2 separate regions of the Mus musculus genome follow, and region 1 is linked to region 2. The links are chromatin loops, found by intact Hi-C in ENCODE. Cell type or tissue: left cerebral cortex. All regions are shown on one strand. Each heading gives the region's core, and the rest is flanking DNA. Links, peaks and the distances in the headings are about the cores only. Region 1 has its middle 180 kb from the start of Agbl1. Region 2 has its middle 100 kb from the start of Agbl1.

Region 1 (12,831 bases), core at 2,660-10,659, 81 kb before region 2:
AAAAACTTTAGATCCAGTGCAGTCTGCCTACTCTCTAGGGACTACAATTAGAGCCACACACCCAAAGTAACCCATAGAACCATGGCAGTAGAGATTCCAGACCCTGCAGGGACATATGAAAGTTCAGACACCATAGATCCACACTTGGAATGAACTCAGAGATAACTTGTGGGGAGCAGGTGTGGCGGCAGTCCCAAAGGCGCCAGGGACTGCAGCTAAGTCATATGACTTGCACCTGACTTCCTCATATAAGACACAAACATCTTGAGTGCTGCGCAGGTGTACCAGGATACAGGTGAATCCAATTTGGTGGAGATTTGCCCCTGCTGCCCTGATTAGCTGAAGCCTCGTGACTGGCGAGGGGGCGTGGCCTGCAGTGCGTGGATGAGAGAGAGTATAAAAGGAGTGAGAGGCCCAGGGTTTGGGGGAGATATAAACAAGGGAGATATAAACAAGGGAGAGATATAAACAAGGGAGATATAAACAAGGGAAATATAGAGAAAGAAGAAACAGGACTGAATAAACGTGTGCAGAAGGATCCTGTAGCAGCGTCGTTCTTCCTGGCCAGTTGAGCGCGCGCAACAAGTGGTGCTGAAACCCGGGAAAAGAAACATCTTCAGGCAAGAGTGAAGACCCCCTGCTACAGGGAGGATTCAGAACTGCATCACGGGGAAGGAGTGGTTAATAAAGGTTCCCGTAAAACAGACTGTTGAGAAGGATCCGGCGTGGATTCAGAACTCTTCAGCTGGGGAACGGTACTGATGAAGAGAAAGAAGAAAGATGAAGACTGAATAAACTGCTGTTAGAAGGACTGGTGGTCGCATCGTTCTTGCTGGTCGAGAGCAGATGCGACAATTGGTGGCCCGTACGGGGAACCGACTCCCCCACCGAGTTCAGAACTTTCAGCAGTCAGTGGTTGCCGGCAGGGTAAGTTCACGGTGAGTGAAACTTGCGACCCCAGGAGTTTGGGAAGGACCTCGGATAAAATAGAGGTGAGCATAAAGTTGCCAGGAAGTAGGCACAAAGTAACCCAGGAGTTTGGGAAGGACCTCGGATAAAATAGAGGGGAATATAAAGTTGCCAGGAAGCAGGCACAAAGTAACGATAGGTTCCCGGCTTTGGGACAAGTTAAGGTTCCCGGTTTGGGACAAGTTAAGGTTCCTGGCTTTGGGACAAGTTAAGGTTCCTGGTTTGGGGACAAGTTAAGGAACTATGATAACCTCAGCGTAGTGATCAATAGATCCTCGCTGTGTAGTTATGTTTTTTTCTCCCGTTGACCCTTTGTGGGTAGGTCTGATAGTTTTGGTCTTGTTTGTTCTGATATATGGACTCTGTTACTGTTTGAAACTGTGTGTAGAGGCAGTCAAGACAGGTCAGAAAATCCTTATAGAGCAACAAGAAAGTATGTCGGAAAAAGAGAAGGGCTTAAAAAGAAAAAGGAAAAAGAAAGGAGACACAGTGTTATCAGGTGGACAGAAAGGACAAAATAAAAGAGCTGAGGCGGAGGAGGAAGGCGAATTAGCTTCTGCGTCCTCTCCCTATGCCTCCTCAGCAGCCACCTGTAGGTGGACCTTCTGTCCGGAGATTTGGAGAGGATCGACAGGATCAGGTGTTGACGTGGGCGAGAGGGTCTGTTTGTGTGTTTCCACAGGACCAGACAGAACCTCTTTGGGTGCTGGAGAGATTGGTGAGACGCTGCAAGAATGAGCGTCCTGATCCAGTTGCCCCTGTGGATGTGGTGGATGATCCCACAAGCACAAAGGATGGAGCCGAGATGGGAGATCCTTTCGGTGTTCCAGAAGCCGATACCAGCTCGACATGACGTTCAAATTTTTCCATGCCTTTTTGATCCCTGAATTCCCCTTAAAGAGATAGCCCCTCTGGCTATCTATCCCTTGCTTCAGGGAAGATGAGTGGGGATGAGAGCCCTGGGATGTATGCTTGTTATAGTGTGTGTGTGTTTTGTGTTTGGCACATGTGTTAGGTGCAGAGTGTGCGGCCTGCACTTTCGCCATGGTAGCGTAGGCTTTTGCTGCAGTGGAGGCGGGACAATCTCCTCAGATTCGGTTTGCCGCTCTAAAAGAAATTATGCTGCGTTATGCCGTGGGGTGCGAGGCTAAGCACTGCACAGAGGATAGCTTGCTGTTGGCATCCTGTGGAAGGCATGTCTGATTGCATGAAGGTTCAGTGTCCTAGTTCCCTTCCCCTAGGAAAAACGACACGGGAGCTGGCCAAGACCTCTCTGGGTGATGAGCCTAAGGGATGGTTTTGTGTAGGGCCCCTATGCTTGCACACTGGGGATCAGACCTCTACCTTCACCCATGAGGCTTGCTTGCAGCAATTAAGATCTGGCCATAGGTTAATTAACATCCTGGCCTTTTGATGCACCTGCCGCAAGCAAAACACAATCTCCCCAGGAGTGGCTTGGCATGATTGAGAGGTAGTCAGTGATAAGACTCCCTGGGCATGTCACCAACCTAAGACAGGGATCAAACCAATGCTGTTTGTCACCCAAGGACGGGTAAGGGGCATGGCTGCGGGGGGCTATCTACAGACATTCTCTCTGCCAAAAAAGAAAAAAGGGGGAATTGTGGGGAGCAGGTGTGGCGGCAGTCCCAAAGGCGCCAGGGACTGCAGCTAAGTCATATGACTTGCACCTGACTTCCTCATATAAGACACAAACATCTTGAGTGCTGCGCAGGTGTACCAGGATACAGGTGAATCCAATTTGGTGGAGATTTGCCCCTGCTGCCCTGATTAGCTGAAGCCTCGTGACTGGCGAGGGGGCGTGGCCTGCAGTGCGTGGATGAGAGAGAGTATAAAAGGAGTGAGAGGCCCAGGGTTTGGGGGAGATATAAACAAGGGAGATATAAACAAGGGAGAGATATAAACAAGGGAGATATAAACAAGGGAAATATAGAGAAAGAAGAAACAGGACTGAATAAACGTGTGCAGAAGGATCCTGTAGCAGCGTCGTTCTTCCTGGCCAGTTGAGCGCGCGCAACAATAACTAGAATCAGATCTACAATTTCTCAGTGACCCTGGACACACTAGAGCCAGAGCATTGGCCTTAAACTGACTGCTGAGGCCAATGGACTGGCATTCTGGATATAAGGTGCTCTTTGTTCCAGTAGGCATATAGGCTGGAATCCTAGTTATCTAGTGCTCACTGGTGCAGTAGAAATGGGGAGGGGTGCTGAGCCCTCATTCTTTCTGGTCCAGGTTTGCCACCTGCTTGCCTAGGGCTCTCTGTTCTGGAAACCTGAATCCCTGCCGAAATCTGGAACCCAAGCACTGGTGCTTTGGTCCTTTAGAGGCCAGAAGCCAGACTGATGTAGCTGTCTTGTCCTAAAGATCTGGAGGTTCAAGTACCCAATGCTCTCTGGTCCTGCAGAAATCCAGAAGTTTCTTAGAGAGAATTGGATGCAAGGAGGAGATTGGAATTCTGAAGAGATCTTAAACTAGAGCTTAACTTTAGATATTCTTATTTCTTCCAGAGCTCAGGATACAGCAAGGTATTGATATAATCTAGAAAAAGTTATTTAAGAGTTGATCTTGCTTTCAGTGTTTTTGATTTGCTCTTTAGAATGAAAAGAGATTGGACAGTATGTGGGAGATGTACACTTGTAAAAACCAACCAACCAACCAACCAACCACCCACCAACTAAACACTAACTAAATACTAACTAACTAACTAACCAACCAACTAACCAACCAAACAAAACTGGATTAAAATATCATCTGTAAAAGTTGTTTTCTTTACCCACAGAATGCTGCTCTTGAATAAGGTTATAATTATTTTATAAAAGAGCATATTCTTGAGGTGGGCATGTCACACATGCCTTTAATCTCAGCATTGAAGGTGAGAAGGCAGGTGGATCTCTGTGAATTTGGAGGTCGAAAAGTTTTCTTTTTGTTTTTGTTGAGACAGAGAGAGAAAGAGAAGGAACAGGGAGAAAGAGAAAGGAGGGAGGAAAAAGAAAAAAGGGGAGGAAGGGGAAGAGAGAGAGAGAGAGAGAGAGAGAGAGAGAGAGAGAGAGAGAGAGAGAGAGAGAGAGAGAGAGACAGAGAGAGAGAGAGAATTTGGGTGAATAGGAGGTGGGAATTATCTGGAAGAAATTGGAGAGGGGAAATATGATCAAAATATTTACTGTAGGACAGTTTAACAACAACAACAACAACAGCAGCAGCAGCAGCAACAACATCAACAATAACCAAATTCAAACAACTACAAAAAGTGTGTGGATCTTCCATCTTCTCACTGGAGAGTCATTCTCCCTCAGACCCCTTCCATGTTTTCTATTTGGAGGGCTCACATTTCTCCCTAGGACCCATATGGCAGTCTGGAGATGCCTTCTCTGTTGAGTTTTTGGATGTTACAAGTCCTATTTGAAGTCTAAGTAAACATAGTTTTAGGGCAAGCTGAGCCCCATCACAAAAGTTTGTTTTCCTGTTTTATCCTAAGAGTGCTTGAAAGCTTCACTGAGCAAAGAACGACAAAGCAGTTATTCTGTGGGCAAGCAGCAGATGCTCCCCTAGCCAGAACCAGCCCACAGGCTGACGCTGAGCTGATGGGAGGAGTGACCCATAGCCTTGTCCTGTTATAGTGAGAGATAGAAGGAGATTGGAGGAAGGAATTGAGAATGTTTATGTAAAATCTAAAGGACTCTGAGGTCCTCAGGTCAGTCTCTGCTCTGGATGTTCAGTGCTCAGTATGCTGGACCTCATGCTGTCCTCTCTCAGCCAGGAGAGGACCAAGGGAAGTGGCAACAAAGCCACTCCCTCTCTTTTCCTTACCCACCCACCCACATACAGAGAGAGAACCAGAAAGAGAGAGAGAGAGAGAGAGAGAGAGAGAGAGAGAGAGAGAGCACCAGAGAACAGGATGATATTGAGTTAGTAGTGTCAACTTACGAATAGTGAACCCAAAGTGAACCCTGTAGGCTTATTTGACCCTGATTATTATAACAGAAGGTTTTACACTGGAAATTTTCCAATGGTGGCTGTACACATGAGTTTTTTTTTTTTTAGTTTAATTATTTTATTAGATATTTTCTTTATATACATTTCAAATTTCAAATGCTATCCCGAAAGTTCCCTATACTCTCCCCCTGCCCTGCTCCCCTACCCACCCACTCCCGCATCTTGGTCCTGGCATTCTCCTGTACTGGGGCATATAAAGTTTGCAAGACCATGGGGCTTCTCTTCCCAGTGATGGCCGACTAGTTCATCTTCTGCTACATATGCAACTAGAGACACGAGCTCTGGGGGTACTGGTTAGTTCATATTGTTGTTCCACCTATAGGGTTGCAGACCCCTTCAGCTCCTTGGGTACTTTCTCTATCTTCTCCATTGGGGGCCCTGTGTTCCATCTTATAGATGACTGTGAGCATACACTTCTGTATTTGCCAGGTATTGGCATAGCTTCATACAAGACAGCTATACCAGGGTCCCTTCATCAAAATCTTGCTGGCATATACACATAAGTTTTAATCATTAACTTCTTGCAAACTTAATGCCTAACTGTTAAATTTTTTCCATAGGCATTCTCCTCCCCCTCTTATTTATAAATGAGCATAATCCAAGATTTTCCTAGTCTCTAAGAGGTGAGGTCACTCTCACAGGTGTGTCTGATGGATCTAAGTCTTGGCCAGATGAGAGCCCACATGAATGTGGAGGCTAAATATCTACAGGGACCTAAAGCCAGGGTTCAGGAAATTGGGTGACGTTCAAAGACAAGAGCCAGAGGATAGGAAGAAATATGAATAGGGTTTCCCATGTGCTTACTTTCTGCCTGCTTTTTTTCCTGAGGGAGCCCGGGCCTGTCCCTCATTGGTGTTTTCCTTTGTTGCTCTTAGACCTTGCTAAAGCCTAACAGAACATTTGGCCTTTCGGTAGATGTTAGAAATGGAAAGAGATAGACTGCTTGTCTTTCTGGCATTCATTCTTGACAATTACTGCTCAAAGCTATTTTAGATATGGGTAACTGCCCCATAATCCTCAGACAAGATGTAGCACTGTTGAATTGTTAGGCAGCTCACTTGCCTATCTGAGGGTCTGTCCTTGGGAAGGAGGATGAGGAGTCTAGCCTTGGGAAGAGAGGCCTCTTAAAGCTCCCTAAGACCTGTGTCCAACTGATGGAAGGACCAGAGTGATCATCTAGGCCTATAGGGCTAAAACCAGGGATGTTCCCAGAAAAGTAGGACACCCCTATAGCTTAGAGACTCTCAGGACCATAAGTCATGCCACATAGTCAAGTGGGAGGCCATGCCTTCAGGAGTATGGGGACACTGCTGCAGAGCTTGGTGCATATGATCTTCCAGAGAAACTCAACTGTGCTCATCATTCAGATGGTTCAATTTGCTGGGAGAACTAATTCTCTGAATGCAGTAGGATGCATCTGTTGGCCTCCTTTTCGACCCCCACCCCTCTCGTAGCATCGTTTCTGTTGATGAGATCTATTGCTTGGGTACTTCTAAACAAGAGTCCTCTAGTTCGCCCTAATTGATCAGGCTGTTGCCTGTTGTGTTTTTCTCCTCCACGAGCCAGCTTATTTATGTCTTGCTCTGCACCGACCTCCAGGCCTTTACAGAGAGGAATATCTATTCCAAAAGATCTTTTTAATTAATTTTCCTTCCCTTCCCAAAGGAAAAGAGAGGGCTGAGGAAAACCAGGGGAGGGAGCAAGAAGAGCAAAAAGCAAGGGGAGGCTGTCACAAAGAGAGGGACTGCAGTATGGGGGGCAGATGCGTGTGAAAGGAGTAGACTTTTGAGAAATGCGACCCATATCTTATGGCAGTTTTGGCATCTGTTCTTTGCCCTAGTTTTTTTTTTTTTTTCAACCCTGACACACTTCCTTCTTATTTTTCTCCCATTTGTCAGTTGTGAATGTTTTGGTTTGAGTCATAAGAAACAGACAGCTGGTGCAGCTCTCAATGCTTCAACCACACCAGGGTGTTTATGTTCACACTTTCCATCCAGTGAGTGATGTGGGCGTCAGGGAAAGCATTGAGGTGCTCCCTTCTGAGCCTTAGTGGGAGGGTGGCATACCAGGTGGGAATGGCCTTCTCCAAGTTCAATGTCAAACATGGTGTGATCCAGATAGGTGAAATGTTAAAGAGTGTCTGTATGTGTATATAGGGGGGTGATGAGGGAAATGGGGAGACAGTTCTGAGCAGTTCACTTCTGGTATTGCACTGATGTCTACCTTGAAAGGAAGCTGGACCAGTACAAATTGAAAGGCTGATATGACCTATTATGGATAATGATTTGTTTGGAAATTTCTATTGTTTTGAAGCTTCCCACATTTCATTGGTGAGCTAAGACCTGATTTCCCCCTCACACTAGTTCCCTGGAAAGCTCAAGACTCTTAGAGTTGCATTTGCAGCTTGAAACTGGAAACTGGAAACTGGAAACACTCAAAATACCGATACTGGCCTGTGTTGGTTTGAAGAGGTTTGGACCTCATAGATTCATGTGTTTCAATGTTTGGCCACAAGAAGTGGCACTAGTAGGAGGTGTGACCTTGGAGAAAGTGCATCATTGTGTAAGTGGGCTTCCAGGTCTCCTATGCTCAGGCTCTTTCCAGTGTGGAATCAAGTTTCCTCCCAGTTGCTTGCAGAAGGCAGTCTCCTTCTGGCTGCATTTTGATCAAGATGGTGAACTCTTACCTCCTCCAGCATGAAGTCTATCTGCATGCTGCCATGCTTCTTAACATGATAATAATGGACTGAAGATCTGAAACTATAAGCCAGCCTCAATGAACTGTTTTCCTTTATAAAAGTAGCCTTGGTCATGTTGTTCCTTTAGCAGCAATAAAACCGTAACTGAACTCTCCCTTACCTAGCTTGGTTTATTAAGTTGGGGATTTCTTTTCTAGATTGATTTTGTTCTTTGACAGTTTCATTTATGCATGCAATATATTCTGGCTACTTTCTCCCACACCCTCTCTTGCCCCCTTCCATTCTTACATCAGCTCTTATCTACAAGTCCCTTTCCCAGATTCATGACTTACATCAGCTCTTATCTACAAGTCCCTTTCCCAGATTCATGACTTTTTGTTTTGTTTTGCGATCCATACTGGACTGGAACTATCCACTGGAACCTGGTAGAGTCATTAGTGAGGTAACAGAAAACAATGGTTTCCTTTATTCCTGAATCTATCAGTAGTACATATTTCAGTGGTGAGATGTGGGTATCCCGAGTTCTTAATACCTTCCCAGCATGACAAGAATGCAACAACAGTTGATAACTATTGTTTAAAGCTACAAAATATGGTGAAGGATCATGCATCCTGCATCCTCTGGTAACTGGTTAGGTGTTTGAATCTCAGCTTCTACCTGACTCCAGGATGAGGCAGAACCTGCAGTTTGATAAGGACCTGCAGGTAGTTTATATGTACAGAAAAGGGTAAAAGGTTGTCTCTGAGCCTGTGTCCCCAGGCTCATCAGGCAGGAGAGACTGCCTATCAGCGCTGAGCTTTTTAGATGAGTCACAGTTCAGAGTCTAGTGACCAGATTCCAGATCTGTGTTCTTCTATTTATTAGTTATGAGGTAATTAAGTATGTCAGTATGGTGCCCCAGTTTCCTCTTCTGTATAACAAAGACAATATAAACTTGACTCATGGGATGTCTAGAGAAGAACTGTGACACACTTAGGACAGTCCCTGGAGCTAAGATATCCACGGAGCTCAGTGCCATTATAGTGTCATAGCAAGGAGCTGCCATTGTGACTATGAAGGTGTGCTCATCTTTTCTTTAAGACTGAGGATTGTTTTGTTAAAAATCAAACTTACATTTCTTTTGTGGTTATAGGGTGGGTACATGAGAAAGATGACCGATTTTAGTTAGGTCATATATATATATATTTTTTTTTTGCTTTCTGATAAAAATCGAGCCCCAAATAATTTTTAACATGCATTATCAGAGACAGGCAGTTACTAAAAATGCAACCCTTTAACCTACTTCCTTCCTGTTAGTTTTAGAGATCTGTTATGGGAACTGAGTGCTTGGGACATCAGAGATGAATCACCTCCTTTGAGTGCTGCAGGTTGTAGCCCTTTAGTGAACCCATTCCCCCAACCCAGTGCCAGCCAGACTGCTTCTGGGAAGCTGGAGACACACTTCTACTATATGGGAACAGGCCTAGAGCCAGCCTTGGAGTTTCTTGGCCCAATAACGAAATGCAATCCTCAGCAGTGCTTGGCCTTAATGACTCACTGCTCTAAAGAATATAATTCATACATCTAAATGAGAGGCTTGAATATTTGCAAGACTCAGTTACAATGAATGGAGCAGTACTGACAGCCAATCCAGAGTGTTAGTGAAAAGTGTGACCTCAATTTCATCCAATCAACTCATTCCTAGGACAGCAAGCCCTCCCATAGGTTTTTCTTGTAACTCATTAGGGGGGCATGGGCCAGGGACAGAGATAGAACATAATGTTTGGAGAAGCGTTCTGCAAAGTGGGGAGGGAGATGATATAGAACAGAAAGAGTTCTTGAGTTGCATGAGTTGAGGGTCAGTGCATGTGACATCCTTCTGGAGACCTAGTATTCAATCACCATAGTAGAGCCTGTGCTGGCCATGTGACAATGGAGGTTCTGCAGCTTGGTTTTCTTGGAGTTTTCACAGAGATATCCCTTATGCATTCATGATTTAGAATAGTGTCTAGTGAACATCTAGCTAAACTAATGTGTCTCAAAAAATTCCGAGTTTTGGAAGCAAGAGTGCCTCTGTTCATATTGCTCAATCTGTTATATGATCATTTAGCTTAATTCTGGGTTCTGGGACTTTTTTATCAGGTGATTGTAACTCAGGGAGGTTACCTTCAAGCAGGTTTCACTTAAGTGATACCTTGGAGGACAAGAAGGAGATGGATTTCTGAAGATCTGGGAAGAAACATTCCAGATGGAGGGGCAAAGGGATGAAGACCATAGCAGGTACACAGGAGTGAACCAGCATATTGAAAGTCTTCTAGGCTATAGTGAAGTGCCCCCAGATATAATGAGGAGCCCCGGAAGACTTCTACAAAGGAGAGTCATATTATTTGGTTATTTTAGACAATATAATGCCTACAGAACACAAGGTGGTCTATACAGAATATGGTAGTTAATTATTTTGTTTTTAAAAACTAGATATAATCTAGGCTCACCTGGGAAGGGAATCTCAGTGAGAAGTTGTCTAGATTAGGTTGGCTGTGGACATGCTTGTAAGGGATTTTTCTCCCTTGGGTTAAATGGGAAGACACATCCTGAATTTGAGTGATGTAATTTCCTTGGATGAGTCCTGGGCTGGAGGAAAAGGAAAGGCCAAATGGAACAATGGTTTGCATTCATAGGTCCCTGTTCCTGACTTCGGATGTGATATGACCTATGCCTTCAGGTTCCTGCCCCTGTGAATATCATGCTGTGATGGACTGTATCCTGGAAAAATCAACCCATCTTCCCCTATGTTCTTTGTCAGGGTGTTTAGTAACAGTTGTAGGAAATGAAATAAAGGTGAATGAATGAATGAAGAAAAAGAAAAGAAATAACAAGCACAGAGAGGAGGACAGTTTCCTAAATGCTGCAACAAAGCAAATCTTCTATACTCATCTTCTTGAACATTTCAGGATTCCACCTTTACACCAGTCAGAATGGCTAAGATCAAAACCTCAGGCGACAAAACATGTTGCAAAGGATGTGGAGAAAGAGGAACACTCCTCCATTGCTAGTGGGATTGCAAAATGGTACAACCACTCTGGAAATCAATCTGGAGGTTCCTCAGAAAACTGGAAATAGATCTAGCTGAAGACCCAGCTATACCACTCTTGGGAATATACCCAAAGGATGGTCTACCATGCCACAGGGGCACATGTTCTACTATATTCATAGCGGTCTTATTTGTGATAGCCAGAAACTGGAAACAACCTAGATGTCCCACGACAGAAGAATGGATACAGAAAACGTGGTTCATTTACACAATGGAATACTACTCAGCTATTAAGAACAAGGACATCCTGACTTTTTGCAAGCAAAAGGATGGAACTAGAAAATATCATCCTGAGTGAGGTAACTCAGACACAAAAGAACATGCATGGTGGATATTAGCCAGAAAAAGCCCCCCCACAAAACCATACAGAATACATAAAATACAGTCCACAGAATTCAAAAGGCTCAACAAGCTGAAGTGCCCAAGTGAGGATGCCTCAGTCCCACTTGGGAGAGAGAAGAAAGCAATCATAAGTGGGGAAGAAGGGAGGGGATTAGGAGGGAAAGTGGGTGGGGAGGGGGAAACTAGATCTGGTATTGGGTGAGGGAAAAGGACTGAAGCCTTGAGGGCCTGCAGAAAGAACTTAAACAGGCAACCTCAGGAAATAGGAAGTTGGGGGAACCCCCCAGAGTGCACCAGAGACCTGGGAAGTGAGAGACTTCAAGGACTCACAGGGAGGGACTTTTGATGAAATTCCCAACAGTAGGGAGAGGGAACTTATAGAGCCCACCTCCAGCAGAAAGACAGGACATCAAGTGAGGATGGGGGTCACACCTCTGACCTATAATTGTTTTTGTCTGAAAGAATTACAGGGATGGAAATGGAGAGGAGTCTGAGGAAAAGAAGGTCCAGTGACAGGCCTAAAGTGGGATCTAGGACAAGGGGAGCTCCCAAGGCCTGACACTATTACGAAGGCTATGGAGAGCTCACAAAAATGGATCTATTGTGATTGCCCTCCAAAAGACCCAACAAGCAGCTATAAGAGTCAGATGCGGATATTTGCACCCAACCAATGGACAGAAGCAGCTGACCCCTGTTGTTGAATTAGGGAAGGCTGAAAGAAATTGAGGAGAAGGGCGATCCTATAGGAGGACCAGCAGTCTTAATTAATGTGGACCCCTGAGATCTTTCAAATAGTGGACCACCAAACAGACAGCATACACCAGCTGATATGAGGCCCCCAAAACACATACAGTAGAGGACTTCCAGGTCTATGTTCATTCAGAAACGGTGCAACTAACCCTCAAGAGACTAGAGGCCCCAGGGAGTTTAGAGGCCAAGTGGGGTGGAGGGTGGGAGCATCTATGTGGAGACCGGGTGTGGTGGGGAGGAGGTGTGGGATGTGGAGCAGTTGGAGGGTGGGAGGGGAGGGGTGGGGAATGGAATATGGAGTGTAAAAGATGAATTACAAATAAAAACTGAAAAAAACTAAATGAGATAGAACCCATTTGATCTTTGAACTCAGGCAGGCTTTGTTTGCTCTTAATCAATAGAACAAAGAGGATTTGGCACCATGTGACTTCTTCCAAGAACAGGCCATAAAAGGTGACATCAATTTTCATCTTGTTAGGTGGGATTATGTTTAGAACTTGGGATGCCATGAAAGAAGTCTGACCTTCCCTCTGCAATTAGTTGACATGCTGTGAGGAATCCAAATGGCATAGAGGTCCCATGCCATTAGTAGCATACATCTTCAATTCAGCCCAGGTGCATACCTACAATTTCATAAACATCTAGATGATTTTAGCTTCTGGACCAAGACACCGTCAGACTTTCAGGGTCAGACTCTGGTATCCTTCTAAATTTCTGCCTATCAGAACCATCGGCTAGTTAGAACAGCTGTCCTAGGCTACTAAGTGTTGGGATTGTTTCTCGGGCTACAGTGGTAGGCAGAACAGTGTGGATATTCAGGAGGCTATTTCAGTGGTTCAGGGAGGGAAAAGGAAGCTTCAACTAATGATTGTCAATTTCTACACCCATCAGTACTAAAACAACAACAGGATGTTAGGTTTATTATTTGCATCATGCAAGAGGGAGCCATGGGAAGCCATGGGGGTGTCTAAAAATAGTTAAAGGACGA
Region 2 (12,831 bases), core at 2,223-10,222:
CACTGTGTGATGATGTCTTAAGGGGAGATAAGATGAGCACTGTTTTGTGGATGTCTTATTTGGGATGATTTTTATAGAACAAGGATGTGAATATTTCAAATTTCAGCCAATGCCATGACTAGCCTATAATGAACAGGCTACACTCTCTCCTACCATGAGAATTCTTGGGTAGGACATCTTGCATAACCACAGTAGCTTACAGGAATCTAGGCTCCTTCTATAATGCCTATATTATCACCCTTATTGCTGTATTTGTTTCCTCATGATTTAAAAAAATTTTTTTTTGAAACAGGGTTTCTCTGTGTATCCTTGGCTATCCTGGAACTCACTTTGTAGACAAGGCTGGCCTCGAACTCAGAAATCTGCCTGCCTCTGCCTCCCAAGTGCTGGGATTAAAGGCGTGCACCACCACACCCAGCATTTTTTTTTTCCTCATGATATTTTAAAGGTCTGCTTTACTTTCAGGTCTCTTTTATGCCAGAAGAGGAAGAGGAAAGGGTAATGGGGGGTGGGGCAGGAAGAGGCCTTCTCTTCAAGAGGCTGATTATATCCTATTGGCTACAAGAATATCATAGGCAAGGCCAAGGTGGGAAGTACCTAGTAGGGAGAGAGTATTATGCACAGGAGTTGGGCATATGAGGCACAGGACAACATTTTGAAAGGTATGAATGAGTATGCCTTAGTTAGTTTAGGCAGTTGTAACAGACTGTCACAGGCTTAAATAAGATAAACTTATTACTAATTGTCCTGTAGGTTGGGGATTCAGGATCATGGCTGCTCTACTGAAGGCTCTCTAGTCTTCTGTCTTCTCATCATTGTGCTCTTACAGGGGAGGGAGGGACACACACACACACACATACACACACACACACACATACACACACACACTCCTTCTCTGGTGTCTTTTAATAGAAGAACATTAATCTACCACCAGGGCTTCATCTTCATGACCTAATCAATTCCTCAAGGCCCATCTCCTGATCCCATCACACAGGGAATACCCTGGCATAAGTGTATATATAAGAGAGATGAGCATGGTGAAGATATGACAGTTGAGAAAATGGGAGAATCAGAGAGGGTTGGATGTTAGAGCCAAAGCCAGATGACTTTGCAGTGCAATTTGGGGAGTCAAAGAAACAGATGCCGGGCACAGCAGGACTGCACACTACTGCTCTTAATGAGCAGGGGGAAATGTATGGAAAGGCTGTAGAGCTGGATCTGAGATTCACTCTTTCCTAGACACTTTGGGGATTCTAGAACCTTCCAATCTGGGAGAACAATTTATATTATTTAACCTGTACATGGAAGCTGGGTTCCCATGGAATTGACAACTTGACAAAGGGATAACAGTATTAATGAGTTTCCTCTTAAACATCTACATGTCTGGAGAAGTAAAACAGAACCAAACAAGCAGTATTAGGATAACATGTCACATGGTTCATACTGTAAATTAGGACAAGCTGACTGCTCTCATATTCATATGTCTGCCTAGAAATGTGTCTGGAGTGCCTGCTGTATGTGTAGCACTTAGCTTCATGATAAATGTGAGAGGGGGGCATATGTCTTCTAAGGGTTGTCATTGTCATTGTGAAAATGCAACAGGATTAGTAACAGTGTCAGGCAGCTCAGAGTGATATTCTTAAATTAATAGTTCAGAAAGGATATGAATTCATGGAAGTTCAGAGAAATTGCTTGGTCATGTCAGTTGATGCAGTTGAGAAAAAGTCCCCAGGGAGCAGATGGTGCTTAATTTGTGGCTCTAGAAATGGGAGTAGAGTTTGGATGCAAAATGGGAAGAGTGGGAAGTCCATTTTAGGTCAGGGAAAAGACAGGGGCAGGAGGTAATGAGGGCCAAGACCATCACCCACATAGAAAAGGGGAGGACCAGGTCCAGGGAGTGCTGGGGATGTGTTTGCTGAGTCAAGACTCAGGATGTCTAGAAGCAGAGGGTAGAGTCTGTATGAGAATTGCCCAGAGATTAAGTCCTGGTTCACTAACAAATAACCATGTATATTCCCTTGAGAAAGGAGCTCAACTTATCTGAAGCTCAAGAGTAGCTTCCTATAATATTCACAATGGAGGCGGGTTGGAAGTAGTGGTATGGATAATGTTCGAGATGGAGGAGGGATGGGGGAGGTGGTGTTGGTATAGATAGTATTCATGATGGAGGTGGTAGTGTGGGTAATATTCATGATGTAGGAGGGATGGAGGTGTGGTGTGGTAAACTACAGCAGCATCTTAAAATGAAAGTTCTGGGGTCCAGGAAAAAATTATGTGAGCCTGGACAAATAACCTAGCATATCTGAATCTTCAAAAAAGGATTTTGATAGTATGCTATATGTGGCAAAAATTTTACCTACAAGTCTAAAGAGGTTTTGAAATTCTTGAGACTGACAGAAATTTATTCTGGAGGTTAATTTTACAGTTTGAGATAGGTATCTTGTAGGCTTAGGTTTTAAAAAAACCTATTTTTAATAAGAGTTCTCAAGTGTCTCTATTCTACTTCTAACCCACTGTGCAAAGACAGGGCAAAAAGGATGGGAAATAGGATAAGGGGATGTGGACCTGTTTAAAGTAGTTCTTTTGGGCAATTCCAGTCTCCATTTGTCAGGATACCAATACTTCAGTTTAAAAGTGTTCCCAAACACAAATCAGCAGTGGGCCAGCATGGAGCTGGAGTGAACAGAATCAACCAGGATGCTAGGAGAAGTTCTCTACTGTGCCTTGCTCAATGAAGTGAAGTTCACTGAAGACACAAGACCAATGAAGCACTGCAAGGCAAGCTATGCAAGCACCAGACACTGTCCATTGTGTCCTACTAAAACTCTCTCCAAACATCACATGTCCTCCCATGGGTCTTACCTCAGCAAAAGACCACATGAGTCTGCATCACATGACTTAACCAGAAACTTCCACTTCAGAATCTGACTGTACCCAACTTTGTAGGTGGGCTATGAGGCCAAGTTTTCAGGCTGGCAGGCTACTGTGAGGTCTGTATTACTCTATAGGACTCTGATAGTGCAGCTTGTTCTGCTAAAAAAGTTATGGGTTGGATGTGAATGTTCCAGATGATACTTCACGGTGGTTTCATAAGAAGCTTAATGTTTTGGGTCACTAGATTGCTATAAAAGATTTTAAAAAATATATCTGTGGCGGCTGATGGGAAGTAGCACTATGAGGAGGTATGGCCTTGTTGAAGTAGGTGTGACCTTGTTGGGAGAAGTTCATCACTGTGGGGGTTGGCTTTGAGGTCCTTTGCCTAAGCTTTGCCCAATGTGCAAGGGACCCTCCTCCTGACTGCCTGTCGAAGACACTCTCCTTCTGGATGCCTTTGGATGAGATGTAGAAATCTTGGTTTCTCCAGCACCATGTCTGCCTGCATGCTGCCATGCTTCCTGCCATGATGATAATGGACTAAACCTCTGAAACTGTATGCATGTACCAATTTAATGTTTGCCTTTGTAAGAGCTGCCTTGGTCATGTGTCTTTTCACAGCAATGGAAACTCTAACTGAAACAGTGTCTAATTGGTCAAGAATGAGTGAGGAAACTCATGTTCTCCCCCTTAGAAAGGAGAGATGGCTCTGAAGAAAGGAAAGGTGTTCAAAGATATCAAGTGCTAAGAACATGATAATGTGTAATGTGGCATAAGAGGTTCTTGGGAGGACTGGATGATATAACATATACCAAGCCCCGAGCAGATGCTGTTATCAATATTAATAAGTAAAGTGAAAATGCCAGGAAGGAGCATAAAATTGTGAGTATGAAGTCAGAGGCTGACAGTTGACACAGGAGCTCCTTTCAGAGAGGAATCTACACAGCCATGATTCTCTCTTGGCATCATAGTTTCTCAACACTGACTCAACAGCACGCGGAACTTGGGTTTGTCTTAGGCACAACATATTTAGAAATGTTAATTTGAAAAAAAGAAATGTTAATTTGTTAATTCATTATTAAATTATTATTATTAAATGCAAATATTAAATGACAATGAAATATGCACCCACCTGGACCTATACACCCCAAGGATTGTCCTTATAGGAAAGAATCACAGAAGGTCTTTGTGCTCAGATAGCTTGGTAGGTAGAAGCTCAGAACCTGGAAATTCTAGGATAGAGTCAGGAGATTGAAGGTTAATATCTCATTGTTGCCAAGCAAGGCCTCAGAGATATTCTTGCACTGGACAGGACTGGTCCTGGGCTGTCCAAATCCCCAGACCTCTGTGCCAGTGTTCTGGGAAAAATAGGTTCATATTTGTAGCATCTATAAAGTTCTGTAGTGTAAACTTTACCATCATGTCTTCTAACAAGCTCCAAATATGATGTGATGTCAACTACTCCTGATAATGGAGAATTGGGACAATCCCAGGATGCTCCTGTAAGCAGTCTACAGTTGCTCTAGCACATTGCTTTCTGGAACTGATTTATCATGGCCTCTAGAAATTTTCATTGAAAAAAAAAAAAAAACTACTCCCCAGTGCAAAAGGCCTGCCAGAGAGCATTGTTATAAAAAATGAACAAACAAAAGGAAACTAAAAATCAACAGAACAAATCATAACACTTTTGTATTTTTCTGTTTATAATAACTATTTTATCTTTCTTGATTTGTATCATAGGAGATATCTAACATTCAACCATCTCAACCTATTAAAAAAGCAATTTTCAATATGATTCAGCATTACACAATTCACATTATATATGAAGTTTTATGGGCTACTTGCATATATTGCAAAGTCATAAACATTTTCCCATGCTATTAAACTTCTTTTGAAGGTATGGTTTTTAATGGCTGTCTTCTAGTAAGTTGGATGTATGGCTATAATTCACTTAGCCATTTCTTTGTAGGATGTTTGATTTTCTTTCCCTTCTCTCTCCATTTATTCTTTTGATTTCTATCTTTTTTCCTATTATAAATAAGGCTGAAGTAAACATTCTTGTGATATTAATATTTCTGTGTTTATTTCTGATTATTTTCTTAGGCCACAGACTTAGAAGATGAATTATACAGATTCAGACAGCGAAGGAATTTCAACAATTTAAAAAGTCTTGATGTATTATTGCCAACATGTTCTTCCCAAACTGTATTAATTTACCTTATAAATAGCAATTTATGAAAGTGCAGATTTCCTGTAAAACTGTCACCTTTAAATATTGCCCTTTGTCTTAATTTTTGTTGTTGTTTTCTTCCCAAGTGCATTGGCAAAAAGCGGTCACCTCAGAGTGAGTTGGTTTTGTAATGGAGAGAGTACAGAGTGAACACAGAAGCAGAAAGGGGAAGGGGAACCTACTCTGAATCTTCCTTACGTCCAGTACTTCAGCTTCCCTGTTTATTTCTAAAAGGTAGAACAGACAAACCCACGGCCTACAGGCACTTAGTGCCATCCTTCTCTCCGTAGCCTCTCATTTACCCACCCACCTTCTGTGACCTTTTATGCCAGAAGTAAGTCAATGGGTGTCCCTAATAGGTGAGTAAGCCTGTGGCCAGATGGCTGCACAATTTCGATTTTTGACATGATTGAGCTGAATTACTATCATTTGGGCTAGGTGACTCAGCTATGCAATCATAACACATTGTTGGGAGCAGGCAGAACTGGTGTGGGTGGCTTGTCAAGCCTTGGGCACAGGGCCCTGTTATGTTGCTGCAGCTTGCTCATTTCAATTTATTTCTAGCTTCAGTCTATGACTTCCAGCACTGCCAAACCTGGCTTTTAATTTCCACCTGTGTGTTGGGGGAGTGGGAGAGGGAGGGAAGGCAGGCAGAACAAGAGGAACAGGACAGCAATGTCATTATGGGTTGGCAGGAACAGAGTGAGACTATGATTGAGGGTGGAGGGAGGAATGTGTGACGGGATGAAAATGCCTCCAGTTGGGTTCCAATTGTCAAAGGCCCAAACTCAAATGTGGGAGAGAATGGTGTTGTCTTTGTTCTACCACCAATGAAGAGTGCCAATCGCTGATTGTGCATTCAAGCCAAAATCGGGTAGGACTGTAGGCTGTTACAGAAGAAAATCATCATTCCAACCAGATTTCTCAACCCGGAGTGGTTCATGGACCAGGAGAGCAATGCTTCTCTCTTGGTGATGGTCACAGTAGCTCGTCTTCTCTCCTCTGGAGTCTCTTGTAGGAATGGCGAGTGCTTGCTGTTTCATACCATGCTGTAGAGTGGTACTACCTTTTGAGACTTTGCTTTTGTGAAATGTGCACAAGCTGGCAGAGTTGGTCATACCAGGTGGCACCAGAAGCTATAGATAAGTAAATGTGTCTATAACCTGAGCATGGCAGTTATCCTTTTTCTTCCTTTTTTCTAGGTTATCTATTCACTTTATGTTCCAAACACAGCTTCCCCTGTCTTCTTTCCTTCCAGTATCTCTTTCTCCCTCCCTTCTCCGACCCCTCCTCTTTTTCTCTCTAGAAAAGGGGAGGCCTCTCATGAGCACCAACCACTCAAGACATATCAAGCCACAGCAAGGCTAGGGTCATCTTCTTCCACTGAAGCTAGACAAAGCAGCTCAGTTAGGAGAAAAGGATTCAATGGCAGGCAAGATAGTCAAGAGACAGCCTCTATTATTGCTTTAGGAATTCCACAGGAAGACCCAGCTGCACAACTGTCACATATGTGCCGAGAGCCTATGTTCATTCCATTCATACTTTCTGGCTGGCAGTTCAGTCTCCACGAGCCCTACAGGCACAGGTTAGTTGATGCTTTAGGTCTTCTTGTGGTGTCCTTGACTCCTCTGAATCCCTCAATCCTCCCTCCTCTTCTTCCATAGGACTCCTCAAGCTCCACTCAGCGTTTGGCTGTGGGTCTCTTCTTCAGCTTCCAACAGTTGGTCGGTGAAGCCTCTCTGATGATATTTATGCTAGACCTTTGTCTTCAAGTATAGCAAAATATCATCAACAGGATCAGGGGTGGGCTCACTCTCAAGGTATGGGTTTCAAGCTGGAAGAGTCATTGGTTGGCCCTTCCCTCAAATTCTGCTCCATCCCCCCTCCCCGCATATCCTGTAGGCAGGACAAATTGTTGGTCTAATATTTTCTGGCTAGCTTGGTGTCCCAATCCCTCCATTGGAAGTTTTGCCTGGTTACAGGAGATGGCAGAGTTTTAGCTAGGGTTACCTTCATAGATTCCTGGGATGTTCTATTGTCTTAAGTTTCTAGCTTATCTCAGAGATGCTCCTAGCCCCCCTCCCTGAGTCCAATGGTTTTCCCCAGTACTCTTTCCATCCATCCTTCCCCTACCTCATCCCTCCTGTTCTTATTCCCACCCCTCCACCATGTGGCAGTTTTCCTATGTAGCCTCTATGAGAACTAGTATGTTTCTTTCTCAGCACAAGGAACTGATAAATGAGTGAGGTACCAGATATGTTGCATACCTCGACTTGATTGTCGGACAATGTGTATGTTGAAATAGCACATGTGTATAATTATCACATCTAAGCTAAATGAAATTTAAAAAGAAAGCAAACAAAATATTTTCCTTTTGGAAATTAGACCTATGAGATACATAACACAAAATTTACCACTGTAACTTTTTTGTAGGTGGGTTTGTACATGTTTTTATGTTTGCATATGTATGTGTACATGTGTGTATATATGTGTATATGCCAAAGGACCACCTCAGATGTAATTTCTCTGATTCATCCATCTTGTATTTTTCAAACATGTATCACATTGGCTTAGGACTTGCAAAATGAGCTATGCTGTCTGGCCAGTGAGCCTCAGAAATCTGTTCATTTCCACCACCCAAAAGCTGAGTTAGGATTACACGTATGCACCACCACTCTCATCTTCTCTGCCCCCATCTTGGGCTCTGGTGGATCAAATTCAGGTCCTCTTGTTTATGTGACAAACTCCATACTGATTGAACTATTATTTTAGTTCCAAGATAACCATGTTAAAGCACATATCTCTATAGCATCAAGTAATTCATGTTGGAGTCAATCAGCAGCAGCATCCACCAAAGAGATTTCTCATTTCCACAGCTAAAACTCTATCCCCATTAAGTGGTAAAGTCTAGCCTTTGCAACTTCTATTCTATTTTTTGTCTGTATTAATCTCCCCATTCTAGGTACTTCATGTACATGAACTCATCATATATGTGATACTTTCTGACTGCTTTATTCCACTTGGCCTAGTGTCCATGTTATAGCATGGCTGAGTAGTCCTCCATGGTGTGTAGATATCATATTTAATCACATGTGTACATAGAGCCCATTCCGTTAATCCTAACATACACTGGTAGATACTTAATTGTTTTCATATTTTGACTGCTGGTAATAATGCTGGCATGAGCATGGGTATGCAGATACTTCATATTACCATTTTCATCTCTCAGACCAGAAACCTGACAGAAGCAACTTCAGAAAGGAAGAATTTATTTTGGATCCCAGCTTATGGGGGACACAGTTTGTGGTGATAGAAAGAAAGGAGATCTGGGACTGGCTTGGGCTGGGGCAGTGAAACGTTTTCTCATCTTCCTGGGTCAAGAAACAGAGAAAGTTGGGACAGAAGTTGAGGTGAGCTATAAACTCCAAGACTCAACCTTTAATGTTCGGATTCCTTTACCTAGGCTGCATCTTCTCTAGGGTCTATAACCTTCCCAAATATCAGCTTGGTGCCACCAGCTGAGGAACAAGTATTAAGAATAAATAAGACTATGGTGTACATTTATATTCACGCTGTGATATATCTTCTTCCAATTGTCTTGAATAGTTCTACAAAGATAGAAATATAGTGTTTAGAGATGTATATTTTAGAAGTGAGTGTTTTGGTGGGAGTATTCTGTATGGCACTGTCATTGTAATGGAGAGTAAATGTAATAAAAGTTTGTCAAAACCCATTGAAATATGTCATGAGTAGTGAAACTAGATGTAAACCATAGACCTCAGGCAATCACAACATCTTAAAATTCACTCATCAGCTATAACGAATGTGTCACATCCAACAAGACATTAATAACAGAGGAGGGAAATGCATACTTTTAGGCTCAACTTTTCTATAAACCCAAAACTGCTCTAAAATTAAAAAAAAAAAGAAAGAAAGAAAGAAAAAGAAAAAAAAACCCACAATAGTGTGTGTGTGTGTGTGTGGGGGAATGGCTCAGTTGGTGCTTCCTAGATATGCATGAAATCCTGAGGTTTGCTCCTCAGAACCCTTGTAAAACCCACATGCAATAGTGCACATCTGTAATCGTAGCTCTGTGGAGGCAGAGACCAGCTGATCCTCAGAGCTCACAGCAGCCTCACTGAGTGAGTGAGCTCCAGGTTCAGTGACAGATCTTGTCTTAGAGAATGAGGTGGGGAGTGAGTGAAGAAGAAACCCAGCACCAATTACTGACCTCTACAGGCACGGGCACATGCATACATGCATAACTGCACATACATATACACACATGGATGCACATGCACCCATATGAGCAGGGGCATTAGTGCAATCTTCTGTAATCTAAGAGCTTAGGAGGCCAAGACAGGAGGATTGTTATGATTTTAAGGTCACCCAGGGTTGCTAGTGAATCCTAGGGGGCTATAGAGTGAGACTCTATCTCTCCCTATCAAAAAGAAAGAGAGAAAAATCAAAGAAACAAAAAGTGTTTTAATGTGATACAGAAAAAGACAGTCCTTCATGGAGAACTCCCGTGAGTTGCTCTTCTCCATTCACCTTTCATTCGCCTTGACAATCAGTGGATGTCATGGTGTGGACAAGGCAGGGTTCACGGTCATTCATTGTCCTTGTCCCCTGTCCCTTGTCTTTGCACACCATTCTTCTTGTCTAGTCCTCCTTGTGTTTCCTGAGGCATCTGTGACCTTCCTTACTCTTGCTCCTGTCCCATGGTGGAGGGTGCTGTCCATCAAGCAGAATAAAGAATTTTTTTGAAGAGTTTCAGGCTCCTGGTTCCTTCAACATCATCTAAGTCTACCTGACTCAGAGGCATCAGGTGGACACTGGTATGTAACAGACATTTCCAAGTTCACAGCATTGCCAGTGAAGGAAGTTGCTGTGGAATCTTGTAGGACCCCATGCTGTTTTAAAAAAGACAATAATAAAAATTCTTTACAATGACTTCTGGTTGGGTTTTCTGGCAACACAGTGACAGTTTGTTCACGGCAAGGTACAGACATTCTGTCAGACAATAAAGCCCCTATATTTGAAAGAAAGGAAAGTGAAGCCCTTAGGTACCATAAACATCCAGTGTGGTGGACTGAGTATCATAAAGAGATTTTACTGCTAGCAACTGACTGGGGGTTCAGACAGAGAGAGTTTGGGATTTTATTCTTATTCATCCAAGGCTTGAGAAGAAATGCAAGAGCTAGGAGTGGCCCATCCTCCATAAATAGCAGAGCCCCTTGGCTTTGGGCACTAGGAATCCTCTACCCACCAGCATTAAAATTATTAAGGGGAAGTGAAAAGTCAGACCCAGCTCCAAACTCAGTGTGGGGGTCCAGATGCACCAAAATCCAGGGAATATCATCAAAGTGGTTCCAGGCATTGAATTTCCAGGATCCTACAAAAATAAAGTCTAGGCTGCTGGATCAAGATGTTCTAGGTACTTGAAGTATATCACAGGACTTCAGGGTACCAAGATTTGCTGCAAATGAGCTAGCAATAGTCATGTTGAGGATGATAACAATGACACTTTAGAGATAAGCCACACAGTAAAGTAGCCACTGGGGACATGTATTCAAACAACAAGCATAGATGAACTAAGCCCTAAAAATGAAAATCATAACATAAGGTGGAAAAAAAATCCCACCTCCATAGAATAAGTTTGAAGTAAAAGAGGATTAAATAAGGAAGATAATTTTAATAAAAGATGAGAAATTTACATTTATTTACCTTATAATATCTTTGAGACAAGAATTCTGTGTCTCCAGAAGTCAGGTCTCATAACAACTCAATAGATGTTTGCCAAATTGTCACTGAATTTGGATGACTGCTGCATACTTCTGATATATGTTCAGTTCCTGTCTTTTTTGTTTCCATGTATCTGTCAAGGTAGGGGGACTAAGTGGTTTAGAGAGATATGGAGGGAGGGAGAGGGAAGAAGGGACAGGCAGAGGCACACACAGAGGGGAAATGTGGGCAGACCAACAATACAGATAGAGAATTTTGGGCCCTTCTATCTAGACACCTAGAGCTTTCTTCACCATCAATGGTATTATCATGTAAAACCTAGAGTCTGACATATGCCCATTATGCTCTTGGACAGAAAGTTAAGAGAGAGAGAGAGAGAGAGAGAGAGAGAGAGAGAGAGAGAGAGAGAGAGAGAGAGATCCCGAGCTTTTGTCCCCGCCGGCAAGAACACACTCAGGACAACCGGAATCTTCTGCGGCAAAGCTTTTATTGCTTACTTATCAGGAGGGAAGACCCCGAGCCGGGAAAATGGTGCTGCTTATATAGCCCGCATCATGACGTTTCAGCACCTGATGTGGTGTGACAGCTCCTGATTCGTTGCTCGCCCATCACCCCATTACTACACTGCGAGATGGGCAGTGACTAGGCGTGAGTTCACTCTTGCACTTGCACATAAGGCTTGTTTACTAGTTAGGCGCAGTGGAAGCCAGTGCCATCTTATAATGGCGATTGCTCATGGCATGCTTGAGATTGCTCGTGGCATGGCTCTCCACACACACACAGAGAGAGAGAGAGAGAGAGAGAGAGAGAGAGAGAGGGAGAGGGAGAGAGAGAGAGGGAGAGAGAGAAAGGGAGAGAGAGAGAGAGAGTAAAAGTAACTTTTATACTAAAAAATAACCATCAATATAAAGACTATGACAAGTTACTATAAAGAACTCCATGTCCCTGGGCCTATAGAACTCCCAGATCTACACACAGTCTCTCTCCTGCTAAGCCCTTGGTATTGCGAAGATCATATGCCCCAGTACAGGGGAATGCCAGGGCCAGGAAGCAGGAGTGGGTGGGTTGGGGAGCAGGGTAGGGGGAGGGTTTAGGGGGCTTTGGGGCTAGCATTTGAAATGTAAATGAAGAAAATATCTAATAAAAATGCCTTTTAAAAAAAGAAGGTACTCACTTATCAGGGAGACCAAAGTGTGGACACTTGGCCCCTTCTTAGAATTGGGAACAAAACACCTTGGGAAGGAGTTACAGAGACAAAGTTTGGAGTTGAGATGAAAGGATGGTCCATGTAGAGACTGCCATATCCAGGGATCCACCCCATAATCAGCATCCAAACGCTGACACCATTGCATACACTAGCAAGATTTTATCGAAAGGACCCAGATGTAGCTGTCTCTTGTGAGACTATGCCGGGGCCTAGCAAACACAGAAGTGGATGCTCACAGTCAGCTATTGGATGGAGCACAGGGCCCCCAATGGAGGAGCTAGAGAAAGTAACCAAGGAGCTAAAGGGATCTGCAACCCTGTAGGTGGAACAACATTATGAACTAACCAGTACCCCGGAGCTCTTGACTCTAGCTGCATATGTATCAAAAGATGGCCTAGTCGGCCATCACTGAAAAGAGAGGCCCATTGGACTTGCAAACTTTATATGCCCCAGTACAGGGGAACACCAGGGCCAAAAAGTGGGAGTGGGTGGGTAGGGAAGTGGGAGGGGGAGGGTATGGGGGACTTTTGGGATAGCATTGGAAATGTAAATGAGGAAAATACCTAATAAAAATATTAAAAAAGAAAATAAAAAGAAGGTAAGCAATGCCCTTGCACTGGAAAGCTTGTGTTGGTGACATCCTAAGCATCAGGAGTCTGCCCCTGTGTGATCCTCTGAGTTCTGCGCTTTATTTCCTATTAAGGCATGTATGGGTGGGCTGCTGGAAAGCTGGATTCGTAATGAGCACAGGTTATAAAAGTTATAGGACAAAATA

The links. Hi-C counts contacts between places; a loop is a spot of excess contacts. Peaks named below come from ENCODE experiments on the same cell type or tissue, not always from the same donor. Only the 100,000 strongest peaks of a DNase experiment are listed, where the experiment ranks them.
Region 1: a loop joins it to region 2, with 5 times the contacts of the local background. A loop is called at or near these places in 2 of 42 quality-filtered maps.

What each region holds. Positions count from the first base shown.
Region 1 is chr7:76,041,009-76,053,839 of GRCm38, forward strand. No RefSeq gene overlaps it. Among named protein-coding and RNA genes, the nearest start is that of Agbl1, 180 kb to the right of the region's middle. In left cerebral cortex, for the core only: no CTCF peak of the experiment used is centred there; DNase peaks (open chromatin) are centred at 6,953 and 9,263.
Region 2 is chr7:76,122,162-76,134,992 of GRCm38, forward strand. No RefSeq gene overlaps it. Among named protein-coding and RNA genes, the nearest start is that of Agbl1, 100 kb to the right of the region's middle. In left cerebral cortex, for the core only: no CTCF peak of the experiment used is centred there; a DNase peak (open chromatin) is centred at 5,637; H3K27ac peaks cover 653 bases.